Linked DNA regions of Homo sapiens: regions 1 and 3 are each linked to region 2. The links are chromatin contacts, found by Hi-C or POLR2A ChIA-PET in ENCODE. All regions are on one chromosome and are shown on one strand. Each heading gives the region's core, a stretch centred on a gene start or an enhancer-like site at or near the end of the contact. The rest is flanking DNA. Distances are from core to core; before and after follow the strand shown. Region 1 overlaps HECW2 (HECT, C2 and WW domain containing E3 ubiquitin protein ligase 2). Region 2 holds the start of DNAH7 (dynein axonemal heavy chain 7). Region 3 overlaps HECW2 (HECT, C2 and WW domain containing E3 ubiquitin protein ligase 2).

What was found. A loop is a pair of places that touch in the nucleus more often than their neighbours do. ChIA-PET counts read pairs that join two places held with the same protein, here RNA polymerase II (POLR2A). Pooled maps may share reads with other maps.
Region 1: a loop to region 2 is called in a pooled map, with 2.5 times the contacts of the local background. The contact joins the enhancer-like site here to the promoter of DNAH7 in region 2. A Hi-C loop is called at or near these places in 3 of 168 maps with a recorded cell type or tissue (CD4-positive, alpha-beta T cell, endothelial cell of umbilical vein and naive thymus-derived CD4-positive, alpha-beta T cell) and 10 of 50 pooled maps. POLR2A ChIA-PET finds 5 or more read pairs at or near these places in 4 of 52 experiments (BJ, T-cell, activated T-cell and 1 more).
Region 3: a loop to region 2 is called in a map of B cell, with 10 times the contacts of the local background. The contact joins the enhancer-like site here to the promoter of DNAH7 in region 2. A Hi-C loop is called at or near these places in 3 of 168 maps with a recorded cell type or tissue (B cell, PC-3 and naive thymus-derived CD4-positive, alpha-beta T cell), 6 of 37 single-sample maps with no recorded cell type and 14 of 50 pooled maps. POLR2A ChIA-PET finds 5 or more read pairs at or near these places in 7 of 52 experiments (A549, AG04450, CD4-positive, alpha-beta T cell and 4 more).

What each region holds. Positions count from the first base shown.
Region 1 is chr2:196,199,779-196,202,478 of GRCh38, reverse strand. It overlaps HECW2 (HECT, C2 and WW domain containing E3 ubiquitin protein ligase 2), which reads left to right. Exons shown (of 29, transcript NM_001348768.2): 29 at 1,091-2,700. The coding sequence ends at 1,202. Among named protein-coding and RNA genes, the nearest start is that of STK17B, 30 kb to the right of the region's middle. Within about 2 kb of position 1,416, at least 4 of the 41 ENCODE cell types and tissues checked have a DNase peak (open chromatin) inside an H3K27ac peak, as active enhancers do; they include CD4-positive, alpha-beta T cell, where a contact is called at or near this core.
Region 2 is chr2:196,067,480-196,070,179 of GRCh38, reverse strand. It overlaps DNAH7 (dynein axonemal heavy chain 7), which reads left to right and starts at 1,343. Exons shown (of 65, transcript NM_018897.3): 1 at 1,343-1,483. The coding sequence starts at 1,469. RefSeq lists enhancers at 1,432-1,521, 2,002-2,051.
Region 3 is chr2:196,238,849-196,241,749 of GRCh38, reverse strand. It overlaps HECW2 (HECT, C2 and WW domain containing E3 ubiquitin protein ligase 2), which reads left to right. Exons shown (of 29, transcript NM_001348768.2): 21 at 1,188-1,301. Among named protein-coding and RNA genes, the nearest start is that of HECW2-AS1, 20 kb to the left of the region's middle. RefSeq lists an enhancer at 492-541. Within about 2 kb of position 1,374, at least 20 of the 41 ENCODE cell types and tissues checked have a DNase peak (open chromatin) inside an H3K27ac peak, as active enhancers do; they include B cell, CD4-positive, alpha-beta T cell and PC-3, where a contact is called at or near this core.

The DNA of each region.
Region 1 (2,700 bases), core at 167-2,666, 130 kb before region 2:
AGAAATACGGGCTCAGAGTTTTAATAACTCACTCCAAATCACACACTTGTTGATAGAGCTAGAATCCAAACCCAAATATGTCCAACTGCAAATCTCTGGTCTTCCCACTACATTACACTGCATCCAGGAATATTAATTATATTTATTTCATAAGGAAAAGGGATTTATCAGAGTAAAAGTATAGACATGTGACTTTGTAGAAATAGCTTGTTAATAATCATAGTTCCTAAAATTTCTTATTCAGGAGTATTTTTTTTAAGTCAAAGTTATGTAGGTCCCCCAAACAAGCTGTTGTACATTCAGAATAGAATGTTTCCTATTTCATGTCAAAAGTGCAGATTTGCTTCCTGATAAGATGTACTATTTGGAGACTGTCTATTTTTTATTGTGATTCAGATGCAAATAACAGGAAAACATATTTTTTTCCTATCTTGGCAAAAGAAGTATTTCTAAAAAAGAATACTTAATGTAATGATTTAAATTGCTTATTTTGTTATTGTGAATTGGGAGAAAGCAAATTTTAGCACAGGATTCAAAGAAGTAACAATGGCCTACTGACTTAGAAAAGTCCAGCCAGGGAATTTCCCAAGACTCTAAGCCATGAGGCAGGCCCTCAGAGACACTGGCTCCTCTTCCCTGTCCAAGAAAATGAAAAAATGCATAACTACAGAGTATCGAAGAGACACCCAGGCATATGCCAACTCAAAATGAACTACTTTGCAAGGCCTTATGTCCGTGTATTAAAAAAAAAATCTAGCATCAAAAGAGAAACAAAAACCAAACTTGTCTTTGTAATCCTTAGACCACTCAATAAATGGTCATTTATATGTAATATAGCTTTTAAATGGTGGTGAAATGTAAATAAAATATTTTTTTAAATATCCTCTTTTCCTTAGAGAAATTCAGTTCTGAATTTTTAAGGTCAAAATGTTTTCAAAGATTTTTCAAAAGGAGTGTGAAAATTGGCAACAAATAAATTTGAATGTGAAAGACAGTCATACACACACAGACACACACACACACACACACCACACACATTTTCATTTCACTCGGCCTGTTCTAAACTATGTGCTGTTTCTTGTGTTTTCAGAGCGCATACATGTTTTAACCGTCTGGATCTGCCTCCCTACCCATCCTTTTCCATGCTTTATGAAAAACTGTTGACAGCAGTTGAAGAAACCAGTACTTTTGGACTTGAGTGACCTGGAAGCTGAATGCCCATCTCTGTGGACAGGCAGGTTCAGAAGCTGCCTTCTAGAAGAATGATTGAACATTGGAAGTTTCAAGAGGATGCTTCCTTTAGGATAAAGCTATGTGCTGTTGTTTTCCAGGAACAAGTGCTCTGTCACATTTGGGGACTGGAGATGAGTCCTCTTGGAAGGATTTGGGTGAGCTTGATGCCCAGGGAACAACCCAACCGTCTTTCAATCAACAGTTCTTGACTGCCAAACTTTTTCCATTTGTTATGTTCCAAGACAAAGATGAACCCATACATGATCAGCTCCACGGTAATTTTTAGGGACTCAGGAGAATCTTGAAACTTACCCTTGAACGTGGTTCAAGCCAAACTGGCAGCATTTGGCCCAATCTCCAAATTAGAGCAAGTTAAATAATATAATAAAAGTAAATATATTTCCTGAAAGTACATTCATTTAAGCCCTAAGTTATAACAGAATATTCATTTCTTGCTTATGAGTGCCTGCATGGTGTGCACCATAGGTTTCCGCTTTCATGGGACATGAGTGAAAATGAAACCAAGTCAATATGAGGTACCTTTACAGATTTGCAATAAGATGGTCTGTGACAATGTATATGCAAGTGGTATGTGTGTAATTATGGCTAAAGACAAACCATTATTCAGTGAATTACTAATGACAGATTTTATGCTTTATAATGCATGAAAACAATTTTAAAATAACTAGCAATTAATCACAGCATATCAGGAAAAAGTACACAGTGAGTTCTGTTTATTTTTTGTAGGTTCATTATGTTTATGTTCTTTAAGATGTATATAAGAACCTACCTATCATGCTGTATGTATCACTCATTCCATTTTCATGTTCCATGCATACTCGGGCATCATGCTAATATGTATCCTTTTAAGCACTCTCAAGGAAACAAAAGGGCCTTTTATTTTTATAAAGGTAAAAAAAATTCCCCAAATATTTTGCACTGAATGTACCAAAGGTGAAGGGACATTACAATATGACTAACAGCAACTCCATCACTTGAGAAGTATAATAGAAAATAGCTTCTAAATCAAACTTCCTTCACAGTGCCGTGTCTACCACTACAAGGACTGTGCATCTAAGTAATAATTTTTTAAGATTCACTATATGTGATAGTATGATATGCATTTATTTAAAATGCATTAGACTCTCTTCCATCCATCAAATACTTTACAGGATGGCATTTAATACAGATATTTCGTATTTCCCCCACTGCTTTTTATTTGTACAGCATCATTAAACACTAAGCTCAGTTAAGGAGCCATCAGCAACACTGAAGAGATCAGTAGTAAGAATTCCATTTTCCCTCATCAGTGAAGACACCACAAATTGAAACTCAGAACTATATTTCTAAGCCTGCATTTTCACTGATGCATAATTTTCTTATTAATATTAAGAGACAGTTTTTCTATGGCATCTCCAAAACTGCATGACATCACTAGTCTTACTTCTGCTTAATTTTATGAGAAGG
Region 2 (2,700 bases), core at 94-2,593:
ATTGTCTATTTTTTCCTTGTCGTTTTGGTGTCATGTCCAAGAAATCACTGCCAAATCCAATGTCGTGAAGCGATTCTTCTAAGTTTTCTTCTAAGAGTTTTATAGTTTAAGACCTTACAGTTACATCTTTGATCAATTTTGAGATAATTTTGTATATGATGTTTTTAGGTAAAGGTCCAACTGCATTTTTTTCCGCATATGGACATTTAGTTTCCCCAGCATCATTTGTTGAAAATAAATTGTTAAGGTCACTATAGTCTTGTAGTAAGTTCTGAAATCAAGAAGTGTGAGTACTCCAACTTTGTTCTTTAATTTCAAGATTGTTTTGGCTATTTATGACCCCTTGGGGTTCCTTGTTAATTTCAGGATGGAATTCTGCCATTTCTTAGCATAAAACTTTTCAGTGGAGGTCAGTTGCTTTTGACATCCAAACTCCTGCCCTTTTATAGGGTCCTTTAAGATATATCACCTGCTTATCACCTCAGCTTCTTCTCTAGACTGGCTCCAATCCCCTTTATCCAAACCTACTCATCGACCTCTCAGAACCATTTTCACTGCTTCCAATAGCTATGCTCTCTTGTCTCAGGCCTTTGTATGTGACCTGCTTTTTGCCCGGCATTCTTTGCCTGGCATTTCTTCTTCCTTCACATTTCAGCTTCCACATCCCTTCCATGCCCTCCATGAGAAAATTAGTTGGTGCTTTATGTTCTCACTGAGGACTGCCATTCTTAGCACCGTCTCCACTACACGGTAAGTGCTTGGCTTGGACACCCCCCAGCCTGTGGCGAATGGATGTCTTGGTCACATTTGTGCTTAGCACACCACTTTTCATGTAGTAAACCATCTGTGAATGTTGGTTTCAAGAATTGTTGGAAGGTTCCTTTACTGGTATTCTTCCAAAGGATAGTTTTCTGGAGTGTGGGAAGAGTCAACAGCACAGGGGTTGGAAGCACATGAATAATGAAAGGTGTTTACTGGATCCTGCCTCGCATTACTCCACTCGCCCACATTAGCAATGAAATCTGTAATCATTTCATTCCAGTGTTTCTCCGAGACCTCTGAGGGGTTAAGGCAGCAGTCCTGGGCATCCGGCTTATTTAGAAGGAGGGTGCGGAAGTGTGAGGATCTACTTCAGTAATCAGAGGATATTGGAGGAGACCCACCCAGTGTCTTTGGTTATTCAACGCACACCTTAGACCTCACAACACTGGCAGCAGCGCCCCAGAAAGCTCCTCTTGCGGGACCGCGCGCCAGCTTCCGGGTCCAGCCCCAGAAGGAACAGATGACCGGAAATGGAACCTGCGCGGGCCCGTTGCTTAGCAACAAACGCTGCCCGGACGCTAGACGGCTCTGGTGCGGAGGGAGCTGAGACCGCTGCAAGTCCCGGGGCCCTGCCTCTATCGTCCTAGGGGTTCCGCGGGCAGGAGCAACCCAGAAGCACCGGTGAGGCCAGCGCGTCCTCGCAGCCATGAGCAGTGAGCAGGTGAGAGGGCTGCTCTTTGCCAGGCTCGCCGCCGCCGCGACGCTTCCCAGGCGTTTCGGAAGTGGTGGAAGCCCCTCCTGCCTAGCGAACTCCCCAGCTGTGACTCCGCGGTGTACAGCTTCCTTCACCCCACTTGTGGCCTGGGTTACTGAGCGCTTTCCGTGAATGCCCTTATAAGTTCCCTTCCCAGCTGTTTGCCCTTGGTCGTCATAACAACCAAACCTAGCCGCCTAGCGGCGCGCCAGCAGGGGGAGCCACAGCCCAGAGCACCCCCAGAGTGCTAATGGCGGTGTGCTTGGGTGAGAGGCGGCTCTGCGAGGAGTTGCAGCGGGTTTGGGTTCTAAGGTGGGAATCGAAGCCAACTCCTAGCCATGTGACTTTGGACAAATCTCTTAGTCTTTGTAAGCCTTAGTTCTCCCACCTCTTATGCAGAGCGGGGGAAACATCAGAACAACTTTTCTTCTTTTTGAGGTTGTTGTCAATTTCAAATTAGATACCATGCCATACCATAACTATACAATATTATACTATACATGAAAGGCCTTGGTAAGTGACATATGGCACTTCTTAAGATGATATTCCATGGTATGTGATAAAAGATGCACTTTGCAATAGCTGCTTTTCTTTCTCTTTTTTTCTCGTTTTTTTCCTTTCTGTCTTTCTCTCCTTTTTCTTCTAAGAATTCTTTCTTTATTGAACTTAAGAGCAACTAACAGAAAGGCAGAACAATGGTCAGTCGTCTTAATATCAGCACAGAATGGGAAGATATTAAACGTGGTCATTATTCTGGCTAGCTAGAAAATAACTCTAGCTTTCTACGTAGTGATGAATAAGGAAAAGGACTCTATAAACCTCCTGGAAGAAAAACAGTTGTTTTTAAGCCTGCAAATTTCATTTAGCTTTTAAACAATATTAAACGGTAATTATTTCTTTTTTATTGCTTTATAATGCTTTTTTCGGTAGTGTTAGAATTTATTGTGGAAACAGTATTAAAACGGATTTAGTCTCCTATCCATTGAGTTGTACATTACTAACAGAACTATGTGAAGATCCTGATTGGTTAGTTCATCAAATAAGTAATTAATACCTGAAATGCTCAAGAAAATTTGGTTTGAACCTTTTTAAAAAAATAAGTATAATTTAAGAACTAAGAAATGGACACTGATTCATATGCTAAAGTATAATTAGTATTGGTATTAATAATAAAAGAGTAAATG
Region 3 (2,901 bases), core at 125-2,624, 170 kb before region 2:
CCACTGCAAGTTTCTGTCTCCTGAACTGACCTGAGTGTAGGAATAGTGCTCAGCTCTGTTCAGTTCTGTGAAACAAACTTCACAGCAGAACATGTCATGAATGTTGTTTCGGCCTTTCTTCATCCATCTCCTCCTTTCAAATGGGGAAACTGAAACATCATCATGTTGTTTGGCCTAGAATTGTTTCCATTCCCTACTTACCCTTCTTTCTCTCCTCCCTGCCTTCACCCCTGTCCCACGTCCCCACTGGAGATCAGTCTGCCACTGAGAGAGGACAGAGGAGGGACGGTCTCCACTGGAGCACCCCTGTGACCCTGGGTGCCTGAGAGACGGTCCAGAGACCAGACCAACAGCAGCCCCATGGCTCACTGCCCCACCTGCAGGAAGGCTTGCTTGATTAAAATCCACCTTCATTGCCCTAAAAAATCATCTGCCTGCCCAAACACCATACTTCTCTGAGCTTTACTTTTCTCACACTTAACTTACAAAGGTCTAGGATGATCCAGCTGTCATGCATTCAGCCTCCCTATCATCTCTCTGCCCATTACCATTTACATTAAGAGCAAATTGATATCTATGGAAGGATGACTTTAATTGGCATCATCACAAGTAGATTAACCTGCCACACTCATCATTCATTTGTATCTGTCCCTTAGGGACTGTCAAGATTCACTTAATTTAACAATTAACAATTGGAAACTCCTCTGCTTTGGAGGATATTGAGAATTTTTTTTTTCCTCTTTGTTCTCACAGTCATCTTGCTGGGCACTTAATAATTGAATTCCTTGTCTACATGCATTGAGACTTAAAACATTGCCTCATAGAGTTGTTCTTGCTTTACTAAACAAAATGTATGGGCGGGGGGCGGTGTGTGTGGTGTGTGTGGTGTTGTTTTATGATCATTTTTTTTCTGGGATAAACTGATTTGACCATTTAGATAGGATTCTCCGGTTGTTTACACTGGTCATAGGTAGGGTACTCTACCAATGATTCTCTCATGTAACTTTTGCTAATGCTATTAAGAGTTCAAGACAAATGTGTACTTTATTGCAGACAGCAATGATATTAAGTAACATTCTTCTTACCTAGTTAATTGTGGCAAATGGAAATGTTCTAGAAAGATAAGTAAATTATCTTTAATAGTATAGTAATAATTTGTATTTTCTAAATTGTCTCTTTATGGACAGGTTAATTATCCGAAGAGATCACTTACTAGAAGATGCTTTTAATCAGATTATGGGCTACTCCAGAAAAGACCTGCAGAGAAATAAGCTATATGTCACCTTCGTTGGGGAGGAAGGGTGAGTAGAACAGAGAAGTGGCCTGTGGAACATAGGCTGTGGCCACAAGGCGGATGTTTCTCCACGTCGCTGTGGTTGCCTGAAACAGGAAATCCTTCTGCCAGGAAGTGCTGTTCTCATACACTTAAACCTTTGGGCTTTTTTTTTTTTAAAGGTCTCCTCTGGCTTTTAAATCACTTGACATAGAAATCCTTTAGTAAAAACTTGTAGCTTTAGATCATTTTTGAGAACAGAAGCCTAGTTCAGTTTCTTCTCTCCGGACCTCTCTTTCTCTTAAAGGGAAAAAGTAAGGCTTTACAAGGAAAAAAAACAAGGAATTGCATTTATGCAATTCCTTTGTGATCTGTGATCTTATTTTCTACCCTGCAGGGCTAGGTAGAACGTGCTTCCTCTATTAAATAAGTTCAGTTTCAGAAACATGAATTAGAATCTTGCTGTTCTACCCAGAAGCCTCCACAGAAGTAACTCTTGGGCCTTGGCTCTTATTTCTCTGCCTCCAGTTTTTCTCTTCCCTTGGGAAGGCAGCACACCTACCAACATTACTACCTAACATAAACAAACATGTCCCGCCTTCCATGACTCTTCCATGAGTGTGCTCGTCAAGATAAGGGTTAGGAAATGAAGCGGGGAAGACTCCTACACAGTGTCTGTTGTGCCCAAATAGACATAACTGTTATTACACATCACATTAGAAGAGGCCAGCTGTCATCCCTCCCAGACCCCTTCTTCCTCATTTCAGGTCTGGGTTCAAGTCTCAACATCTTCTTCATAACTCAGCAGCTGCTAGAGGGAATTTTTCTAATACCATACAATTGTCTGATTGTGTTCTCTGTGGCTCTTGTTGATTTGGATCATTTTAAGGCTATCCCTCTCAGTCATGCCTGGGAATAAAGTATATTAGATTATGGAATCATATTAGTGATATTGAACAAATTCAGCCATTCAGTACACAGTGGATGAAATAATGACTCCAAACTATAAAATAATTTGCATCTGCTGATGGAACTAGGGAATAGAAAAATCAGGATTCAAATTCAGGCCGTTTGTCTTTCATCTGGTACTCTTGGACTAGCTCTGGGACCTAAGCAAAACTCCTGCACTCCAGCCCATCTGAATTTTTTCCTATCTCTGGACATTTTGCCCATTCCAGCTAATGACTGATAACTTCCGCTCTTGTCACATGCAGTGCTGTGTAGTCTCCCAGCTATTCCTACATTAAGGTAAAGTAGTATGTGCAAACACACTATGACATGACAAAATTTGTACAGAAGTTTGCATGAGATCTGAGCCTTTCATTGCTGATGTGCATAAGTGGACTTCTCACTTGTGTTAGTTGGCTTAAAGATGAAGGTGCACAGTTGAAAATGAAGGCAAATGTTAGCCTAATCACCAGTATGCATGAGATTCCAAGTATTTCCTTACATAATCAGTCTGGTTTGGATGAGAATACTTTTCCTCCCCCAGAACTCCAGCTGCCTCCCTTCATTGTTGGACCAGAGTTTGTTGAGATCTCAAAGATATAGGGAAGAGTCTTTGGAAGCACTGATATTTAAGTTTGAATAGAACAGACGTTTATCATGACTGGTTTTCCTAAAGCAGT